Regions from separate parts of the Homo sapiens genome. Here all the other regions are linked to region 1. A link is an interaction called in ENCODE POLR2A ChIA-PET data of the cell type or tissue named here. Cell type or tissue: MCF 10A. All regions are shown on one strand. Links, peaks and the distances in the headings refer to the core of each region. The heading gives the core; the rest is flanking DNA.

Region 1 (5,506 bases), core at 261-5,260:
CAATAACCATGAAGTAATTTTTGTGTCCATGAAATTAACAATATGTAATTGTACCAAAAAGGCTGTGTTATACCATGAGAATGTTAATTGCTACAATCAGGTGGAAAGACAAATTTAGAAACTCTCTAGTGCATTTGAGGATGGTAATATCCCCGCCATTCTTGCTGGATAGCTTGTAGATCTCTTGTATATTGAGATGTAGAAAATGTTCAAAGCAGCAATGTTTGTAAAACAAGAAATTTTAAAAGTTTTAAATGTTGACTCAAGAAAAAATATATTTTAAATCCACAAATATTATATAACAGATAAGTGAATTAACTAGAGTGACCTGTATCAACATGGATACACCTCAAAAACACATCTGAGAGAAAAAGGTGGCCGAGATCGCGCCACTGCACTCCAGCCTGGGCGACAGAGCGAGACTCCGTCTCAAAAAAAAAAAAAAAAATACATTGGTTTCATTCAGAAAGACGGGACAATTTAAATATTTTCTGATTGATAATTGGTTGAGTTTATCTGAAGACCTGGGATCAAAGGAAATGTTCAGGTTAAGATAAAGGATTGTGGAGACCAAGTTTTATTGTGCAGAGGAATCTCTCAGATAGCTGACTTCAGAGAGAGAGCAGGTTGTAAATTGTTTCTTATCAGACCTAAAAGGGTGCCTGGCTCTTAGTTGATTATCTTCTGGATCTAGAAAGAGAGGAAGGAAAACAAGGGGGAAAGGGGATTTTCTATACAATGTGGATTTTTCCCACAAGAGACTTTGCAGGTCAATTTCAAGGTAAGGCAAGGAAATATATTTGGGGGTTAAATATTTTTTGCTTGTCTTATAAAGTTATGCCAGAGTCAGATTGAAAAGTAAGTCATGATATATAGGGTCAAATAAAACCCATCTGATGAGAATTTATGGTTTGTAAGGCATGACTCCCCAGACTCCTTAGAAAGGAATTTGGGCAAGATTAAAAAAAAAAAATCAGAACTTAGTCCTCATACACCATCAACTTGCTGTTACTTAGCTATGATCAGTATTTAGCATTATATCCTTGTTCTTCTCAGGGTTCTTTTTAAAAAATTAGTTGCAGATCTTTGTTAAAAGGAGGCTTATTTTTCAAATTCTTGTATGTTGGGAAAAGAGGCAAGACAAATGTTTCTGAGATCTTAGAATGCATAGAAAATTTTACAAAAATCACAGTCTGTGTGCACTATAGTCTTGTGGTGCAATAGCACATATACAAAGACCTAATTAAAAAGAAAATCAGACCAGGCGCAGTGGCTCACGCCTGTAATCCTAGCACTCTGGGAGGCTGAGGGGTGGATCACTTGAGCCCAGGAGTTCAGGACCAGCCTGGACAACATGGTGAAACCTCCTCTCTACTAAAAATACAAAAATTAGTCTGGCATGGTGGCACTTGCCTGTAATCCCAGCTACTCGGGAGGCTGAGGCAGGAGAATTGCTTGAACCCAGGAGGTGGAGGTTGCAGTGAGCCGAGATTGCATCACTGCACTCTAGCCTGGGTGACAGAGCAAGACTCTCAAAAATAAAGAAAGAAAAGAAGGGAGGGAGGGAGGGAGGGAGCGAGGGACGGCAAGTGCAGCGGCTCATGCATATGTAATCCCAGCACTTTGGGAGGCCAAGACTGGCAGATCACTTGAGCTGAGGAGTTGGAGACCAGCCTGGACACCACAATGAAACCCAGTCTCTGCAAAAAATACAAAAATTTGCTGAGCGTGCTGGTGCATGCCTGTAGTCCTGGCTACTCAGGAGGCTGAGGTGGGAGAATCACTTGACTTGATGTCGAGGCTGCAGTGAGCTGAGATCGCACCACTCCTAGATGATAAGAGTGAGAGCCTGTCTCAAAACAAAGAAAAGAAAGAAAGAACGAAAGAGAAGAAAATACAGGTATTACGGCCTAGGTAAGTACGTACCCGTATGCTAAATTGTTTAGAAGATTATGTCAGATGAGTCACACCTTAGCTTGGTCCTGTGGAGCACGTATCATTATTAGTCATGTCACGTTTTACAGATGAGTAAACTAATGCAGTTATAATTTGTAGATATATGTAATCAACTAAGCAGCCAAACTAGGATTTGAAACCAGCTCCTTGCCTTCTTAGCCCACGTTCTTATCCTCTAACTAGCACCCAGCCACCAGGACTATTTTCCCCTGACCATGAAAGGCAAACAACTTTCCATTCAAAGAATACTTTATAATGACAAATGATGGGGAGTCAGTATCGCCCTAAGGTCTCCAAGCTGCATCAATAGCTATCAGTCACACATCAGATAAATAGATTTCAGAAGTTTTGTGTACAGTATGTTCTTGAATTTGGGCTTAAGCTCAGACTGACATATAGTATTTCATCACTAATGTGATCTCTTTCTTGCAGAGGGAACATTCTTTTTTTAAATTGTATTGCATAACTTGTTTGCTTCCTAGCAAAACAATTTTTGAATTTCTGTATAATTTCTGTTAAATCTATTTTTAAAGTTGAGGCTTAGGTCAAATGCAAATATGAATATAGATTTATCCAGCATGCATAATTTGTAGTCTGCATGGAACTGACTCATCTGTCTTCAGTATCTGGCAGTCACATGACTAGCTCTCCTGCTAAGAGTGACCTATTCATCCTTCAAATAAACATCCACAAGGGGAAGAAAAACAATATGTACAGTTCCAGAGAAGGAACAACATATTGTGCATGAGCTGATGTACTTGAGTCAGTTCTGCCAACAGTCTTTCAAATTAAGAGTTCCTCATTCAGAAAGCAGTCAGAAATGAAAAGAAATTCTAAATGTTAAGCAATCTAAAAACTTAAGATTATATTCTTTTTTTAAAATACAAGTGAATGACCAAATTAGTAAACAAGTTTCTTGAACATCTGCAGGATGATTTTGGCATATACGTGTTTCAAATAAATATAAAGTTCTATATTATATACAGACATATGCTTTTCTGTACTTACCCTAGTTTAATCTGGAAAAAAAATGTACTTCTGTATTATCTGTGTTCTGCTCAACCCAATCTGTAGTTGAGAAGACAGGAGATCTGTAGATGTATGCACAGGGCAAAATGTTTTAGATACTTCATGGTTTTTTCTATGAGAGGAGAAAACATCCCCACTATGTGAATGATTCTGCCAGTAATGTACATCCCCACCATTTAACAGATTTTTAAAATGCATATGTCATTTTCAGTAAAAAGAAATGTATACAGTAATACCAACTGCAGACTAAAATTGACTTTCTGGAAAAGTTTCACACATTTTCAGTATAAACTGATTAAAATCAGAAAGATGAACTAACATTCTGAAATAGTCATCTAGCTTTAAAATGATAAATTATTGACTATTTGCCTTTATATACTTTATATATATATACAATCATTTTAGGAGAGAACTTGAAGAAATGGTTTAAGAACATTAGGGAGTGAAATTGTACTATCTCTATATGTGAAAACCTCATCTATATAATGTGAAATGAGGTCTCATATTTATGTGGGTTTTCATCAATGAACCAAAGAAATATATTACATTACTGATAGAAAAGTGTGAAGAAAATGGTTTGGATGGAAGAACCTTATAGTAATGTTTGGGATTTAAAATATAGGGATTTAACAGTCTGTACACCTTTGAAAAATCATTTCTAAATTTTTATCATTGCAATTGAACACATTTATTTTAAGATTACATTAAACAATTTTTTATAAATGTAAAAAAATAAATTTAAAATGAAATTCCATACTGTTTTAAAGCAAGGTTGCCTCCAAATTCAGATCTCCTTCTGACCCAAGATTTCAGGAATAATATATTTTTTTTTTCCTAACATTCAGTTTTAGAAGTGGCCAGGACAGTTAATAAAAGATGGCATTACGGAATTATTGACATTTTCTTAGGTGTGATGATGGCACTGTACCTTTGGAAAAAGATTGCCCTCATTTTTTAGAAATGGATGCCGAGTGTTTTATGTGTCATGATATCTGCAACTTATTTTTATATTTACATAAAAATGATGCATAGGTTTATTTATAGACAATTATAAGGCAAGTAAACAAGATCTTAATAATTGTTAAATAAAAGTTGAAGGCACCTGGGTACTAATCTACTTTCAGCTTTTTTGTATTTAAAATAATTTTTAAAACAAGAACATGAAGGGAAAAATAAATTCAATTATAGCCTCCGCCTTCTGATGCTCATATTCCTTATTCTCATTTCCACTTAATTTTTCCCATATGAATTATCTACCATTTTTTACCATACGTGTTATCAGTGCTTTTTAACTGGTCTATAGTGATGGACCCAATTTTTTAATTTTTCTTCAGTTTATCGTAGATTGATATTTTTGCAAAATACAATGAGGTGCAATAAAAATGAAATAAAATGGTACGCCAAATTCAAGCTCTTCCTTATCTCTGCTAATGAGAAACTATTAGAATATTCCAAGTGGTAGATGATAGTGTTTTGGACCAGTGTAGTGGTAGCAAAAGTAATAAGAATGGGTGAGATTCTAAATATATTTTGAAGGCAAATCTGGTTGGATTTACTGATGGATTGGCTGTAGCATTTACAAGAAAGAGAAAAAAATGACTCCAAGTTTTTGGGTGTGAACAACCGAAAGGTTGCAGTTGCAATTAATTAAGAAAGACTAAGATAGCAACAGGTTTAGCAGGGAAATGTATGAGCTCAATTATAAACTTACTATGTTTGAGATGCCCTCTAGACACTCAAATGGAAATGTTGATCCTGAAGTTTCATATGTGAGTCTGGAGTTGGAGAGAGGTCTGAGTTAGAGATAGAAATTTGGTAGTGGTCAATCTATAAAAGGTGTTTTAAGCCTTGAGCTTGGGTGACTGATGAGTCAGTAATAATAACTGCAGAACCTATGTATGACTCATAGTTAGTGAACCAGAATCTATTCTAAACATTTTTCTAAGTATATGTTAATTTCATTATTTCACACAATTAAATAAAATTGGTACAGTTACCTCCATTTTATAGATGGAAAACCAAGGCCCAAAATGTTGGCAGGCTGGCTCAGGATTATATGGAGAATATCAAGAGAATAAGTATAAATAGAAAAGAGGATAATTCTGAGTACTGAGTACTAGGGTACATAAAAATTAAAGAGTAGATGTCTAAAAGAAAAAAAAGACAGCTAAGTATAATGACCTGGAAGTTAAGTGAGGAATATTTGTCAGTGTGGAAGAAGTAAATACTTCAGGATGAAAAGAAGAAAGGAAAAAATGGATAACAAATAGTGTAAGAGTGATTTGCTTTAGTGATGTTCCTAAGTATGCAAAAAGGAAACAACAAATGACCTTAAATATTGTAAACTACAAATGCAAATTTAATGTATTTGACTGTTACAAGCAGTTAAATTTTTGACATGGTGTATATACAATTCTCATACTAAAATTATATATATTTAGTAAATTAAGTATTGTTAAATATTGTGCACTTGTGCATGAAGGAAGGAGTAAGAACTAAACTAAATCATATTCTCATATAT
Region 2 (5,506 bases), core at 345-5,344, 83 kb after region 1:
TTAGATTTGCTCTTTATTCCTCTGATTTTCCAACAGAGATAATTTTCTTTATGCTTGAATATTTTTTAGTATGCCCTTTAGTATGGCTCTTTAGGGATTAGTTCTTATAACTTTTATTTGTCTAACAAATCTTTAGATACTTTTGGTTTTGCTCATCAAGTTGCTTAGGAATAATTTATGTACAATAATTACATCTCTTTACAGTGTACAACTTTTTGAATTTTGACAGGTATAGGAACTCACAAAAATAGCACTAAAAAATAAGGTAATAGAACTTTTACATCACCCCAAAAAGATTCCTCATAGCTCCTTGTTTCTCTCTGTGTCCCTGGGCCTAAGCTACCACTGATTGGAATTCTTCATGCCATATTAGGCTAGTTTTCATGTTACACAAATTATAGCTTTGTGTTTTTTATTTATCTGGCTCCAGATCCTTCTTCTCCCTCTTATATAATGCATCTACTCAGCAATCACGTCCTTTTTAATATAAAATTTATTTTTCTTTAAGGGGAAAGTTATTTTGGAATTTTTATTAATGTATAATATCATCTTGGCCGGGCGCGGTGGCTCACGCCTGTAATCCCAGCACTTTGGGAGTCTGAGGCAGGTGGATCACGAGGTCAGGAGATCAAGACCATCCTGGCTAACACGGTGAAACCCCATCTCTACTGAAAATACAAAAAATTAGCCAGGCGTGGTGGCGGGCGCCTGTAGTCCCAGCTACTCAGGAGGCTGAGGCAGGAGAATGGCGTGAAACCTGGGAGGCGGAGTACAGTGGCACGATCTCGGCTCACTGCAAGCTCACTGCAATCTTGCAGTGAGCCGAGATTGCACCACTGCAATCCAGCCTGAGGGACAGAGCAAGACTCCGTCTCAAAATCAAATTTGTTTTTGTGTCCTGTTTGATCCACATTGAAGATATTTTCTTTTGTTTCTATGTCTATTTGTTTAATTTGTTGGTTTTATATTTGTTTCTTTAATATTCCTATTAAGTAATTGGTTACTTGCAAATAATAAATGACCAGATTATAAACATTTTATATTGTGTGTCACAGTTATTTACCAGAGATTCACAGTATTGGCAAGATTGATGTGGCATGTATGAAGTCTTTAAGGTTTTCAAAGTGTCTAAGAGGAAATCTATGTTTTAAAAATACAACAAATTTGTATTACATATGCTTTACAAGTAGTATCTAAAAAATGAGTCCTCTGGCCAGAAAACTATTCTTAATATCTAAACCAAAACACTATAGTTTTATAAATCTGTAATAGTATTTCATAAAATTCCAAAAAGATCCAGTATCTCTAAAAAGAAATCTTATTTAAGATTTTCTTTTTTTAATAAAAGGGCAAAAGATAGATGTCATATAAACTTATATGGCAAGACTTACAGATAAAACATTTCATCTCAGAACCCTAGTGAGTACTCTTTCATTCATTCAGCAAGTATTTAAAATCACCTTCTGTTTTTCAGAAACTATTCTGTTAGCAGACAAAAGACACTGCCTTCATGAAACTTATATTCTAATTAGAGGAGATAGATCATAAACATAATTATATGCAAATTACATAATATTTATGAAAGAAATAAGTGCTACAAAAATAAAGCAAGATAAAGAGAATGAAGGGAACTGGCAGAAGAATTGCAATTTACGTAAAATTGTAAGTGGTAAGTCCTCATTGAAAAAGTAATATTTTTGAAGGGAAGGATTTATTTCTACTATAAAATTATAATAGCTAAGAAATCAGATTGGTAGAATATATGTTAGAGGCATTCTATTTTGATGGAAACTGGACCTATGCCTGTAACTTCAGTGGTCCAGATTTCCTTTGAAGTTTTTACATTAAGGAATAAGTACTTAATAATAGCAGCAAGAGACACAATATAAAATATTTATAATATGGTTATTTATTATTTGCAAATAACCATTTACTTTACAGGCATATCAAAGACACAATCAAATATAAAACGAACAAATTAAACAAAGAGACACTAAAACAAAATGACATGTCTTCAATGTGGATCAAACAGGACACAAAAACAAACAACAAAAATGAATGCATTCAGATTTGTGCACACACGTGTGTGGAGTAAGAAGACTACAACTGGTTTTATGACATTAACATGCAGTCAGGAAAACCTCTGATTTAGATTATAGGCTTGAGAGCAAAGGGCGGGAATGGTTTGGTCACTAACTTGCCTGATGATTAACTGACATAATCTTGTTCAACTTTTCTATTTGTGGGCAATTGTATATGTGGCCATTGAATTAAAAAATGAAAGCTTGTGTTGTTTTGGTAAAATATGGAGCAGAAAAAAATTATTTCTACAGGACTACAGTAAAGACTAATATTTTACTTAACATATTTTATGAATACTCACTTTTTGACATTGGCAAGTGTTCATTTCTTACCACATTCTTGAGCAAAATAATATATCCTTTTTTAAAATAAATGAAAATTAACCTTATTTCACATTAACTCAAACTTTGAACCTTTTTATGGCAAATCCCCCATACATAACTACTCCAGCTGACACCTTCTTCATAAGAAATATTCATTGAATTCTGTTTGAATACCATATATCCAGTGAACAAGTGAGTGTCCTCATTATTCATGAATCAGATAGCACCCCAAGTGTACCCAGCATTAAATTGCTTTTGAACCATCTGTAATCTCTAGAAATGTCTCCTTCCAAAATGCATTTTGCAGGAAAACTCAATTTGAATTCTGCATTTACTCTAGCAGCACACAAAAGTCTATAGATAGGCTTGAAGGTCATTTTGACATTGTTCCTTTAAATAAAACTTTTCTATATTTATGGAACAAAACCCAGGAATGTTCTACATGTCACAGGATAAGATGATAGGATGCCAGATTGGTCCTTTTCTGAATAATAATAAAGCAAACCCACCCTTCCTTTAAAAATAGATGCTTGTTCTTTCTAAAACAGAAACAACATACAGCTTTGAAAGAGACAAGCAGAAAGCCATGAAATGAGTCATCAGCTGTGTTAGGTTACAGTGGGTTTATCTATGACTGTGTGTGAAAAACCACTCAGAAGAAGTCAGCAAAAGTGCAGCCAATTGCTGAGAGCTAATCATTCCGGGTTATTTTTGGAGGAACATGGTGTTTGTAGGTAGCATTGACAGTTACCAATTATTGCCTCTACCTGGCAAAATGCATGGGTTTGGAACAGTTATCATGAAGGTGTTCTCAGCAAGAACTATATTTAAACTGCTGACGCCAGTAATTGTGGATAGCTCACCCAATCCTGAATTTGATCTTAAGTGTTTTACAGTATGCAGACAAATACACTTAACTGGGGCTTTCATCGTCCTCAAAGTGTGCCTGATAAACAGCTTGCACCAAAATCCATGTTTTACAATGTTCCTTTAACTGTCTAATTTCTGTTGAGTATCATGGTATTGAAAGGAACTCTTTTACTATGGTTGCTTCAGAAATATTTAGGTGTAAGATCCTATAATCAAATCACTTATAATACTCATATAAAGGCACCCTGGTGCATAATAATATCTATATTTGGTTTTACATGGATAATTTATAGCTATTGAGATGTAATAATAAACTTGCCTTGGGAAATATAACCAGGAAAATGAATGCATTTGTTTTATTTCTGTTGATTACCTTGAAGGTGCACAATATAAAAGAAAACATATTGTTGGTATCTTTGCCTTTATGGGGGAAAAACCTTCCTTGTTTGAGGTTGTTGTGGTGATTATTGCTATTAAGAGCATGTCAAAGAAGATTGGTACTTTTTGTTCAGACTTTCTACTTCCAATTTTCCCAGGGTACAAATAAAATTTAAAGGGAAAGAACTAATAAATTATAGGCACAGCATGACTACAAAGGAAACATATAAGTTCAGAATAAAAAAATAATGAATTAGTTCACATCAGTAGAGTGGAGAGCAAACAATTACTGACTGCACCTCAGTGGCTCTGACTCATTTCCACCCATGCCTACCCTCTAGGATCAGTGAGAGCAGTACTATTTTCCTCTTTTTTAATCTCTTTATTGGCTAAAAATGTACTATATTTTACAATGACTCTCAAGAGTCTTTATTCTAACTTTATAGGATAAAGATTTCCCAGATATATATAATTGTTTATTTTGATGAAAAGTACTTCTATTTCTGTTCATTTGGATTTTAGCTGACAAAACAAAGTAAATTTGGAAAAAATACATGGAACTATAAAGAGGAAGTTTTAAAATAAATTATTTCCATAAAAGGGTGATCTCCATTGCCTAAAGGATTTTAAGTACACCAAAGAAGTTAATAATTACAATAGTTGATTCTGTTGACTATCATAAATGACACTAAAATGTGGAGAACAACTCTGACTAGGTTAACATTATTTGATTGGTTATCTTACCCTTGTTCAATTCTTTTTTTTGCCTATGGTTTTGTAATTTATGAAGTTGAAAAAATAACAATTACGTTAACTTTTTTTTGCTGTTGATTTTGGAATAAGTTAGTTGCATATGTTAAAATGGCTTTCTTGAAGAATGAATGTAGCAGCCTACTGCTGCAATAAAGATGTCCCTGGGAATTGTCATTTTTTCACTGTAAAGATAACACAAGATGTTATCTTGGTTCTAAAGAACACGTAGTTTCTTTAATAGGAACTATTTTAAAGTAACTCATATTCAGCTGCTGGGATTGTATTACATTCCAAATCAAATCTTGCTAATGCTTTCTCATCAGATAGAGTCCTCCTGTCCTTATATTGTTAATGAACGAACATACTGCAGGAGTCTCTGAAGAGCCTATGAATCTTGGTTTGTATAGGGGGGATTTTATACAATAAAGTCTCTTGTCTATTTTAAACAAAAATAAGAATGTGGTCTGCTTAATATAGAAACGAATGTGTAAATTTCTGAGCAGCTGAATTCTGTATCAATTTAGCCATCCACTCATTAAGGAAACAAACTTTTTCATAAGAGTGAATCAAGTATTTTCTCAATTCTTAGTATTATCATTCAGATATGCAATTTTTCTATAATGTATTTTATGACCAAGTTGTCTTTGTCCAAAAAGTCTGAGATAAAAAATAATTTTATATTTTGCATTACTTAAAATACTACCTGATATGGTTTAGATCTATGTCCCCACCCAAATCTCATGTCAAATTGTAATCCCCAATGTTGGATGTGGGGTCTGGTGGAAGGTGATTAGATCATGGCAGTGGTTTCTCATGGTTTAACACTACCCCCCTTGGTGTTGTCCTGGAGAGAGTGAGTTACTGTGAGATCTGGTCATGTAAAAGTATGTAGCACTTTCCTTCCCTCTCTCTTCTTCCTGCTCCATCCATGTAAGACGTGCCTGCTTCCCCTTCACCTTCTGCCATGATTGTAAGTTTTTTGAGACCTCCCAGCCATGCTTCCTGTACAGCCTGCAGACATGTGACCCAGTTAATCCTCTTTTCTTTATAAATTACTCAGTCTCAGGTACTACCTTATAGCAGTATAAGAACGGACTAAT
Region 3 (5,506 bases), core at 283-5,282, 77 kb after region 1:
CACCAACAGTGTAAAAACATTCCTATTTCTCTGCAGCCTTGCCATCATCTGTTGTTTCTCAACTTTGTAACAAATGCCATTGTGACTGGTGTGAGATGGTATCTCATTGTGGTTTTGATTTGCATTTCTCTAATGATCAGTGATGTTGAGTTTTTTTCGATATGTTTGTTGGTTGCATAAATGTCTTCTTTTGAGAAGTATCTGTTCATGTCTTTTGGGAGGCTGATAATTATTAGTCATCATTTTTGGTAACTAATTCTACTCAATGGAGAACATTTCCATATTTTTAATGCCTCTGCCATAGTAATATTACAAAATGAAAATACAGAGCTGACAATCAGAAAGTTTGGTCATTTAAATAAAGACAGAATTTACCATTTTGGAGAGATGTGAATTTGAAGGAATCCCAAATGGGCAGTGGTTTCCTCCCTCCTTCCCTCTTGTTACACTCAATGTACATTGAGCTCGAAAGAGCTATCTTTGTTTATCAGGTCAGCATAGGATCTGTCCTTAATTTTCACATACCTAAAATAGCCAAAGTATACAATCAAAGAGCAGAATGGTGACTGCCAGGGGCAGAAGCAGGAAGGATTTGGAGCTGCTAATCAACAGGCAAAGTTACAGTAATGAGAGATGAGTAAGTTCTAGAGATATGCTGTATAACACTGCCCCTGTAGTTAACAGTGTTGCTTTGTACACTTAAAAGTTTAAGAGAGCATATCTCATGTTGTGTTCTTGCTATAATAAAATACTTTTTTCAAAAAATGAGATAATTCAATGTCCTTAAAATGCCTTTTAAAAGACTAATATTGGCTTGACTAAGTGTGTGTATAGTTACCATAATCCCAATATGTGAGTTAGCGCATAAAACTTCCATGAAAAATTCAACTCATTATACACCATACAATTTTGTCCCTAAAAAGAATCATCTTTGTTCATAGACATCCAAGTTATGTTTCTATACTCTCCCTTTGATTCTACATTAAATAAATATACTCTAAATACTACTTTTTAAAATAAAAGAGACTAATGTATTGGAGGGTTATCCTTGTACATCCTTGAAACTGAAGAAATTTGGACTGAGCAAGGTGGCTCATATGTGTAATCCTAGCACTTTGGGAAGCCGAGGTAGGAGGATTGCTTGAGGCCAGGAGTTCCAGACCAGTCTGGGCAACATAGTGAGAGACTATCTCTACAAAAATAAAAAATATATAAATAAAAATAACCAAGCATGGTGGCACTTATGCCAATTGTATTCCTAGCTACTCAGGAGATTGAGGTGGGAGGATCACTTGAGTCCAGGAGTTCAAGGCTGCAGTGAAGTATTATCATGCGACTGCACTTCAACCTGGGCAACAGAATGAGACTCTGTCTCTAAGAAAGGAAAGAAAAGAAAAGAAATTTGGACAAAATATCCAAAGCTATTCTAAAACTATTGATAAGCATAGACTAATTTCTAGATATGCAGATATTTTCTGGTCTAGAATATGAAACATCAAACTCAATCACCTAATGAGAAAGGATAACTTAAAGAAATAAGGCAGCCTGAACCCTGGATCTAGAGATTCAACTCAGCACTAATGCTACTGACAGTTTTCTATCTATTCTTGAATTTCTTCTCCACGTCACATGTCCCTAAGGTGCCTCAAGATCAGCTACTGTGTAGCATTAATCTTACATTTTAACCTTTCCATGTGAAGAAGTCTGCCATTTAGCTTACATGAGTGTAGATACATGGCAAGTTTTTTAATCACTGAATTTGCACATGGGGACCTATGTCATAGATTCTAAATAGGTTGATTATCTCCATTATAGGTCATATTTGATGACCTTGAGATGTCATATAATTATGGTCAGAATGACTTTGACTTATTTAAAAACTCTCAGTTCTTTTGGAAATATCCCCATTATTCTTAAACTGTAGAATTATAATTTGCTGATTTGACTTGCCTGGGACTTTTTTTCTTGGGAGCCAAAAATCTTTACAAAGGACACCTGTCTCAGGTTTGTCCTAAGCCAATTATAATCTTATCTTGGATTCAATAACTATTAACAAACAAATGTGAGATGACTAGGTAGGTCAAAGTATAATAAATTACTAGTCATGCATAGGTAGTTCATTTCTTTTTTGTTCATGTACTACTCTCTAATCAACAAGGCTTTCAATATTTATTGTAGAATCATATCAAATTGTTAAATAGCTTTTATCATCTCAGGCCTTAATGCTGTTTTTAAAAAGTATTTAAAATTTTATATAATATTAAAATATTTAATGAGTTGCTATAAAATAATGCCATTTGAATCCCCATTCAAAATAATAGTGCCTAGGTTAATATTCAAGTAGGTTTTAATAAACATATTTAATTAGTGGTTAAAATCAACACTCTATAAATACATAGATCCCAGAGTCCTATTTACTTGAAATATTGATAGAAAATAGTAATGACATATGAGCAAGTTAAAAGCATTTTGTTTTGAGTTTTTCCCACTCTTCCCTTCCCTTTCCAAAGACAGAGGAGCCTCACCTTGTGGCCTCCACCACCACAGGCCCATGGGGACAACTGCCAGACTACTGCCCATGTTCCCTTAAGGCCCAAGGGCTTTTCAGTTGGCTTGGAGTGAATGCTGCCTGGCTTGGGATTCACCCTTCAGGGCTGTGAGCTCTGCTCTGGCCCAAGGCAGGTCCAGAAATGCCGTCCAAGAGCCAAGTCCTAGAGGCAGGGACTCCAGGGGCCTACTTGGTACTCTACCTCTCTGTGGCTGAGCTAGTACCTAAGCAGAAAGGCAAAGTCCCCTTTACTTTTCCCTTTGCTTTTCATAAGCAGAAGAAGTCTTGCCCCATAGCTTTCATAGCTGGGAATATGCTGAGTCTCACTTGAAACCAGCAAGTCTCAGAGTCTCAAACAAGGCCCTCAATGTAGTACCTGGGTGTCACTGCTGGGCTCTTCAGTTAGCAGATGCTGAATCCTGCCAGAACTGCATCCTTCCCTTGAAGGCAGTGGGCTCCCTTCTGGCTCAGGGTGTGTCTAGAAATGTTCATTGGGAGCTAGGGACTGGAATGGGGGCCTCATGACTTTGACTTGTGTTATATCCTGCTGTGGCTGAGCTGGTATCCACGACGCAAGACAGAGTCCTTCCCACTCTTCCCTCTCCTCTCCTCAAGTTAAACAAAGGGGTCCCTTTTGGAGCCAGGAGCTGTGCAACCTGGGGTTAGGGGAGGGGTCAAGCCAGCACTCCCTTAGCTGGCTCAACTGATGTCTCAGTAGGTAGTTGGCCCTACTCACCCAGTCCCCTGGCTCTGAGCCCAGTTCAGCACTAGGACTCACCTAGGAATTGCAGTCTGTGTGGCTTAGGCTGCCTTTCAAGATTATTTAGAACCCCGGAGCACTTTAGCCTGCAGTGGCGAGGCTTGTGGAAACTGGAGTTCAGACTACTGGGATGGAAGACTCCCCTCTGGCTAGGGCTGGCTAAAATGCTACCTCTGTGGGTGAGTGTCAGCTGAGTTTGCTCTGGGTTTCCTTTCTGCTCTAACAGGACAGCACTGATTGCTGTGCTCTGTCTCTCCCTAGTGCACAGAAACGCGCCCCTTGCACCATACTGTGGCTGACAGGGGATGGGGAATGGGGGGATGATCATAATTCAAGACTTTTTTCTGCCTCTTCAGTGCTTCTTTCAGCGATATGAAGTTAAAACCAGCTCACCTGATTGAGTGCTCACCTGATTTTGGTTTTTATGAAGGTGCTTTGTGTGTGTGTGTGCGCGCGCATGTGTGTATGTGTGTGTAGATAGTTGTTACGTTGTTGTCCTTGCCCAGGGGGTTGTTGTGGGGAACGACTGGTGGAGCCTTCTATTCTGCCGTCTTGCTCCACTAATAAAGTAGAGCTTTTAACTTGTTTATTGACCATTGGATATCCCCACCAACAATGTTTCTGTTCAACTCCCTTGACATTTTTCCATTTGCTTGGATAATTTTGTCTTAGTTGAAATTTATTGTAAAAGCAGGATATGAATATATTTTCCCATTATGTACCTTGTTTTGCATTTTGAGATTCTTAATTTATGTATTATTAGTTAAAAGAGAAATCAATGTTTTAATTTTTTCTTTATTACTAATTCTTTCTTTGTCCTGTTTATGTGGCAATGCACTTATCCTGTTTGCATGACACATTCTTGGTTCATGCCTCAGCATATTTGTTAATAGCTCCTCCCTTTCTCTGTCAAAACTTGTTCCAGATAGAACGTTGAATTGCATAGTCATACTATGTTTAATACATTTTTACCTTGAGTATAATGATTTTTTCTTATATTATTGTCTAAAAGATGTGTCGTTTTCTCTTTTATATTTATGTAAAAATCCATTTAGAAAAGTTTTTGTTTATGTGATAAGAAAAAGTAAATTTACGTTATTTTCTTCCACGGTTAAACAATTGATACAATATTATTTATTGAAAATATTATCCTTTATCTTTATCCTTATGCCACTTCAATACATTGCCATATGTTTAGTAAATAAACTAATCAGAATATTCTCAAGTCTATTTCTGATCTATCCTGGTCCATTGGTCTTTTTATATATATCCTATATATCCTGAGTCAATGCCATGCTATTTTATTTAATATAGCTTTATGATGAGCTTTCATATCCAGGAAAGCAACATTTTCCACCATGATCTTCTCCTTCAAGAATGAGTTGATTCTTCTTGATTATTTATAGTTTCTTAATAACATTGTGAAATTCTTAAAAAAATGAAATTTTGAGTGGAATTGCATTTAGCTCATTTAAATTTGGGGATATTTGACAGCTTTAAAATTTTGAATCTTTCAATTTTATGTGAACATCCCTTATGTATTAACATTTTAGAATATTTAGTATCTTCAAGATCTGTGGTAACATCCTCTTTTTGTATTACTGACACTGATTTTTTGTACCTTCTCTCATTTCTTGATCACTTTCATCAGACAAAATCATTAAAGAACCACATTTTTACTCTATTGACTCTATTTTACAACCATTTTCTATTTACTAATTTATACGCTTAATTTTATCTTTCCCTTCTTGTATATTTTGGCATTTAATTTTGCGATGTTTTTCTAATTTAAGAAGTTAAGTCATTGAGTTAGCTTTTCTTGTTTTCTTAAATAAGCATTAAAGCCATAAATTTTCCTGTAAGTATAGCTTCTCTATATCTCATAACTTCTGATGTGTAATAATTTATCATGATTAATCTAAACTATTATTATTCCCATTTTGATTTCATTTTGATCTATGGCTTATGTAGAAGTACATTTCTTAATTTCCAAATTATGATTTTTTTAGTTATCTTTTTTGATTTATAGTTTGAGTTATTGTACTCATAAAACATATTGTAATAATTTTACTTTTTATAATTAATTGAGGCTTGCTTTGTGGTGAAGGATACAGTCAATTTTTTAAAAAGTTACACGTGCAATTGAAACTATTGAGCAACTTGCTTTGTGTATATTTACAATGTTTCACGTTTATCAA
Region 4 (5,506 bases), core at 198-5,197, 1.1 Mb after region 1:
GTTCACTTTTTATTAATCTAAATAAAATGTATTTTAAATTGAGTGTTTATTTATTAAATTTTATCTCCAAACTCTGTTATCCCACTTGGCCTCTGCTAGTTCCATTATCCAACAAGTTGTAGAAAATTGCTACGAGTACCCTATTTTTGTTTTACTTTTTGTTTTTTATTGCTGTATGTGAACTATCACCAAAAACAACTCATTTATCTCTATAGAATAGAATACAAGCAACAGAATTTTTCATCTTTCCTCCATCTTGCTTTCCCTGTACTCTCAAAGATAAATTGGAAAAGAATTCTAAAACCTCACTGACACTTCAAATACTCAACCAAATTTGACTCAATAATCTCTTATCCAAGTGAATTTCCAGCACCTACTAAAATGCCTTCAGCGACAGGAAACTCTCTTCCTCCTGATGGACTTTGTTCGAAATTTAGACTTCTCTAAATACGAACTGGAAATGAATGGAATGTGCTAATTGGTAGAAGTGTGAATTGGTACAAACTTAAAATATAAATCACGAAGCTTTAAAGTGTGCATACATTTCTAGCAGGTAATCCTAACAATCTGTCTAAGTGACCAGAGATATACACCATGATCTATGTTTAAGGATATTCTTCGTAGTGTCATTTATAATAACAAAAAAGAAAGAAAACTGAAAATCATCTGATCGCCCAACTATACAAAATTTTTACTAAATGATGGTTCAAATGTATAACAGGGTACAGTGAAATCATTAAAAATGATGCTGTATATAGTAGTTAATGAAATGAAGAAACAGTCATTGGTAAGTGAAAAAGTCGAGTTACAGAACAGTATAAAAATATCTACATAACAGAAAATAATCTGCTTCCTTTTATAAAATGTATATTTGCATGCACAGAAAAAAAAGTCTGGAAAAATAAAGAAAAATGTTGATAGTCATTTCCTTTTTAAAATTTTTGAGCAGTGGATTATGAGTAGTATATTTTCTTTATACTTTACTCTTTTCTTGCAGATTTTCTAAAAGAAACATTTGTTACTTCTATAATCAGAAGAAAAGCAAGTTTAGTGTAGGTCTTTTCTTGAACCGAAATGTCTTTATTTTTTAAATAACTTCAGCATATTTGTACATGACAATATATGAAAGAAAAAAATCCTTCCTACGCAGGAAATTACTTTAAACATTTGAAGCAACTGCATGCCTCTCTCCCTGCCCGACGCCTTCTCTTATTGGTTGAACATCTATGGTTTCTCCCACTCCAGCTCTCCTACAATACCTTCTCTGCACAGCAGCTAGAGTGATCTTATGCAACAGATCCACCATTTCCCTGTTCAGAACCTTCCAAGGGGTTCTCCTCATGCTCAGAGCAAAAGCCATGCGCACTAGGCTGCCTGTCTGATCCTATTTCCTGCCACTGTTAATTGCTCACTCCACTTTGGCCTCGAAATCGTCTTACTCTCATATTCCCACCTCAGGACCTTTTCACTTGCTAGTCTTTCTACCTGGAATTTCCCTCCCTCAGATAATCCGTGTCTTGACCCCTCCCTGCATTCGGGTCCACTCAAATGTCACCTCCTTGGAATAGGCTTCCCTAAACACTATCTCAAAACTCGCACCCCTGTGCCTCTCAGTCTCCCCACCCTGCCTTATTTTTCCTCCTAGCACTAATTACTACAAGATTGTTTCTGTTTTATTTGTCTTACTTCTTATGGTCTGTCATCCCAACCAAAATGTGAGTTCCATAAATTCCAGGGTTTCTCTGTTCGTTTTTTCACTGCGATAATCCTCATTGCCTAAAGAAGACAGAGATTAAGGGTTCCATGCATAGGTTTAAATTAAGGAAGGACATTGTTTTTTCTCTCCCAGCTGCTGGAAGTCCAAGCTTCCCATCCTGAAATCAAGGTCATGCCCAGGAAAGACCACCATGCTCCAGGTGTGTTCTGGCCATGAGGAGCAGCGTTCCCTTCCTGCTTCCCTCTCCCCATCCTCATCCCTCATGCAGCTCTCTAATATGCCTCTACGTTCAAATGACATCTCTAGCAACCACACTGCACTTCTCACTCACACTGAGCATCTAATGAGCACACTGCTGAGAATCAGGTATGCGCCAAAGCTTCCAATTAATATTTATTTGCTCTATCTACAAATGAAGAGACCTGAACTTACATATATTATATTAAGGGAAAACTTCAACACAGAGAGTTTTCCTTCTAGAAAAGTATTTGAAACAATTTTTTTCTGAGGTCAAAAATGCTTAAAATGAAAGAATGAGAAAGAGAGAATTGAATAACACCTGAAGCTTGTGGAAGCTTCAAGTCCTGGCCCCACTGACAGATTTAACAATGAACAACTTGTTTGTGCACCGTCTTGGCAAAAACACACAGCTGGGGAAGGCATGACTCAGAGAACAAGGAACAGGACATGCAACAGTTATTCAGGCAGATCCACCCAGGCAGGCAGACGAGCACCCAAGTCTCTAGAACTTTGTGGAACAAACAGGTAGATGGACATGAGGCCACTTATAAACAAACAGGTAGATGGACATGAGTCCACGATATAAAACAAAACATGCACTAATTATATGACAAGCTAAAATAAGTTTGAGTCCATGAGTGAATTGTAATAGAAGGGAAAAACCTCAGTGATGGTATCTGTGGCTCTGTCTTTCATAAGATCTTAAACGTCTCCATTTAAGAAAACTGAATCAGATACCAACATAATATGAACATGAAAATGTATTCATTTCACAATTATCTGTGAGACTACACCATTAAAAATGGAGTTGTTAAGACTATTACTAATGGAATTCTTTGTTAAGAAGTTAATTTTGATCAAAATGCAACTGCCTTTTTCTCAAAATCTATTATGTCATTCAAAGTCATGGTGCTGACTTGGCTCTAATAAAGTCTATCAAAAAAGACCAACCAGGCTTGGGAAGGAAAGTAGTATTGAGACGTGGATAAAGGGGAGACTTTTATTTTTATCCCATTAACTTAATTTTTAAAGTTGTGTTAAAATACACACAACATAAAATTTACCATCATAACCATTTTAAATGTACAGCTTAGTAGTGTGCAACACACTCACACTGTTGTTCAATCTCCAAAACTTTTATCTTGAAAACCTGAAATCCATTAAATAATAACTTCTCCATTAGCTCTTGTGTGGCTAGAATTCTTAACAATTAGAATATAGCACTAGGCCGGGCTCACGCCTATAATCCCAGCATTTTCGGAGGCCAAGGCAGGTAGATCGCCTGAGGTCAAGAGTTTGAGACCAGCCTGGCCAACATAGTGAAACCCCGTCTCTACTAATAATACAAAAAATTAGCTGGGCATGGTGGTGGGCACCTGTAATCCCTGCTACTCGGGAGGCTGAGGCAGGAGAATTGCTTGAACCCGGGAGGCGGAGGTTGCAGTGAGCTAAGATCACGCCATTGCACTCCAGCCTGGGCAACAAGAGCGAAACTCCGTCTCAAAAAAAAATAAAAATAAAAATAAATGAATAAATAAATAAATATATATATATATACACACACACACACACACACACACACACACAGAGTGCTAAAATTAAAAAGTACAACAGGAAAATCTTGAATTCATATGTGAAAGAAGATAATGTTTAATTCATACATGCATGGAAAATTCAACCCTTGAAATAATAACATGATCTTTGTTTTTTTTGTTTTTGTTTTTTTTTTTTGAGACAGAGTCTGGCTCTGTCGCCCAGGCTAGAGTGCAGTGGTGCTATCTCAGCTCACTGCAAGCTCCACCTCCCGGGTTCACACCATTCCCCTGCCTCAGCCTCCAGAGTAGCTGGGACTACAGGCACCCACCACCACACCCGGCTAACTTTTTTGTATTTTTAGTAGAGACGGGGTTTCACCATATTAGCCAGGATGGTCTCAATCTCCTGACCTCGTGATCCGCCCGCCTTGGCCTCCCAAAGTGCTGAGATTACACGCGTGAGCCACCGTACCCAGCCATAATAACATGATCTTAATAAGACTGGTCAAAATCTAGAAAGAAGACAAACCAATTTTTTTGAAAGTTTGTTCCACAAATGTGCCTATCTACTAGAAGTTATTTGGATAATTAACAAATATTTAAAGTACAGATTCATAGGGTAAATACTAAGTTGTTCCATTCTTCAAAATGCAATGCCAAATTCATCTCCCTGTTACTAACAATTTCCACTGACTACAATTACTCATAAATATTTGAATAAAAACCTATTTCTAGTGGTAACTTGAAGAACCATGGTCAAAGCCTCCTCTCAGCCGTGCACACATAGCCACTGAAAGGACATTTTTATATCAGAGGACACTGTTGACTAATCCTTCCAAGGAACTTGGCTTGGGAGTCTACAGTTCACCAATAAACCTGGATTCAAATACCTACCTATGGGTTTTCCCTTAATATCCAGCTTCCCTGGAATTTCCCAAACACTGAATCGTCACTTTCTTATTGTATCATCTCTGCCAAACTCTGTATTCACAGTGATACCACCTTGTTGAAGTGGAGGAGGAAGTAGTACATCTAAATATATCCCTAGACTTCAGCCATTTTCTTACCTATTCCCATGTCATTTTGGTACAAAATCCATGGCTAGGTCCATGTTACTGGTGAAAATACACTTTTCACTGCCCCCTTGTCCTGTCACTTGAAAAGAGCACTTGGATAAAAAATACTTTGGTGTTTCCTCTGTGACGGACTGGGAGAAGGAGTGGTGGGGGAACCAATTAAAATCCATTAACAGTTGCCTAAGCTTTTACACCTAAGAGAGAATCATACACAACATCCCAATCTAATTAACAATGTCTCTCTATCAAAATTAAATAATACAATTTTTCTTTAACAGAAAGTAAAAACCTGCATGTTCTCTCTTGCAAGTGGGAGCCAAACACTGGGTATGCATAAACACACGTTGTGGAATGACAGACACTAGAGATTCCAACAGGAGGGAGGATGGGATGGAGGAAGGGATGAAATGCTACCTATTGGGTACAACATATACTGTTTGGGTGATGGGTACAAAAATAAAAGTAAAAATTATAAACCGTGCTGCCACTCAAAAAAAAATGCTTAAACTTCCTGTGAACTCAGTTAATCCCAAGAACTCTTAATTTGCAATTAGTAAATATAAAAATAGCACTTCATATTTATATAGGGCTTTAGACTTTTCACAGTGCTTTCCTGAACATTACCTCACTTTGATCTTCAAAACCATTCAGGGTGGTAAATATTGTTATTTCCATGTTACAGATGAAGAAATGAAGATGCAGACTATTTGAGTAAATTGTGCCTAGATTACACATCAAGCAGCACGTGTGAAGGCCGGATTTTAAGCCCAGGTCTTCCAGTAACAATTTCAAGCCCTTATCACAATTCTAGTCTTTCTTTGCAGTTTCGTGCATTAAATGTTCGTTTTTGGCAAATTCTAACACCATTTATAACCAGTAGGAAAAAAACATACAGACTTTTTTTCCTTAGGCTAAATCACCCCATTCATATGCAGACA

Evidence for each region. ChIA-PET counts read pairs that join two places held together with the same protein. Peaks named below come from ENCODE experiments on the same cell type or tissue, not always from the same donor. Only the 100,000 strongest peaks of a DNase experiment are listed, where the experiment ranks them.
Region 2: POLR2A ChIA-PET joins it to region 1 with 6 read pairs; 1 of 35 experiments calls an interaction of 5 or more read pairs at or near these places.
Region 3: POLR2A ChIA-PET joins it to region 1 with 9 read pairs; 1 of 35 experiments calls an interaction of 5 or more read pairs at or near these places.
Region 4: POLR2A ChIA-PET joins it to region 1 with 5 read pairs; 1 of 35 experiments calls an interaction of 5 or more read pairs at or near these places.

The regions. Positions count from the first base shown.
Region 1 is chr6:140,855,081-140,860,586 of GRCh38, reverse strand. All of the region lies in intron 1 of LOC102723724 (a long non-coding RNA gene), which reads left to right. Among named protein-coding and RNA genes, the nearest start is that of MIR4465, 170 kb to the right of the region's middle. In MCF 10A, for the core only: no CTCF peak of the experiment used is centred there; DNase peaks (open chromatin) are centred at 1,976 and 2,616.
Region 2 is chr6:140,771,921-140,777,426 of GRCh38, reverse strand. All of the region lies in intron 6 of LOC105378027 (a long non-coding RNA gene), which reads right to left. Among named protein-coding and RNA genes, the nearest start is that of MIR4465, 91 kb to the right of the region's middle. In MCF 10A, for the core only: no CTCF peak of the experiment used is centred there; a DNase peak (open chromatin) is centred at 3,026.
Region 3 is chr6:140,778,223-140,783,728 of GRCh38, reverse strand. All of the region lies in intron 6 of LOC105378027 (a long non-coding RNA gene), which reads right to left. Among named protein-coding and RNA genes, the nearest start is that of MIR4465, 97 kb to the right of the region's middle. In MCF 10A, for the core only: no CTCF peak of the experiment used is centred there; a DNase peak (open chromatin) is centred at 3,308.
Region 4 is chr6:139,729,529-139,735,034 of GRCh38, reverse strand. No RefSeq gene overlaps it. Among named protein-coding and RNA genes, the nearest start is that of FILNC1, 39 kb to the left of the region's middle. In MCF 10A, for the core only: no CTCF peak of the experiment used is centred there; a DNase peak (open chromatin) is centred at 2,384.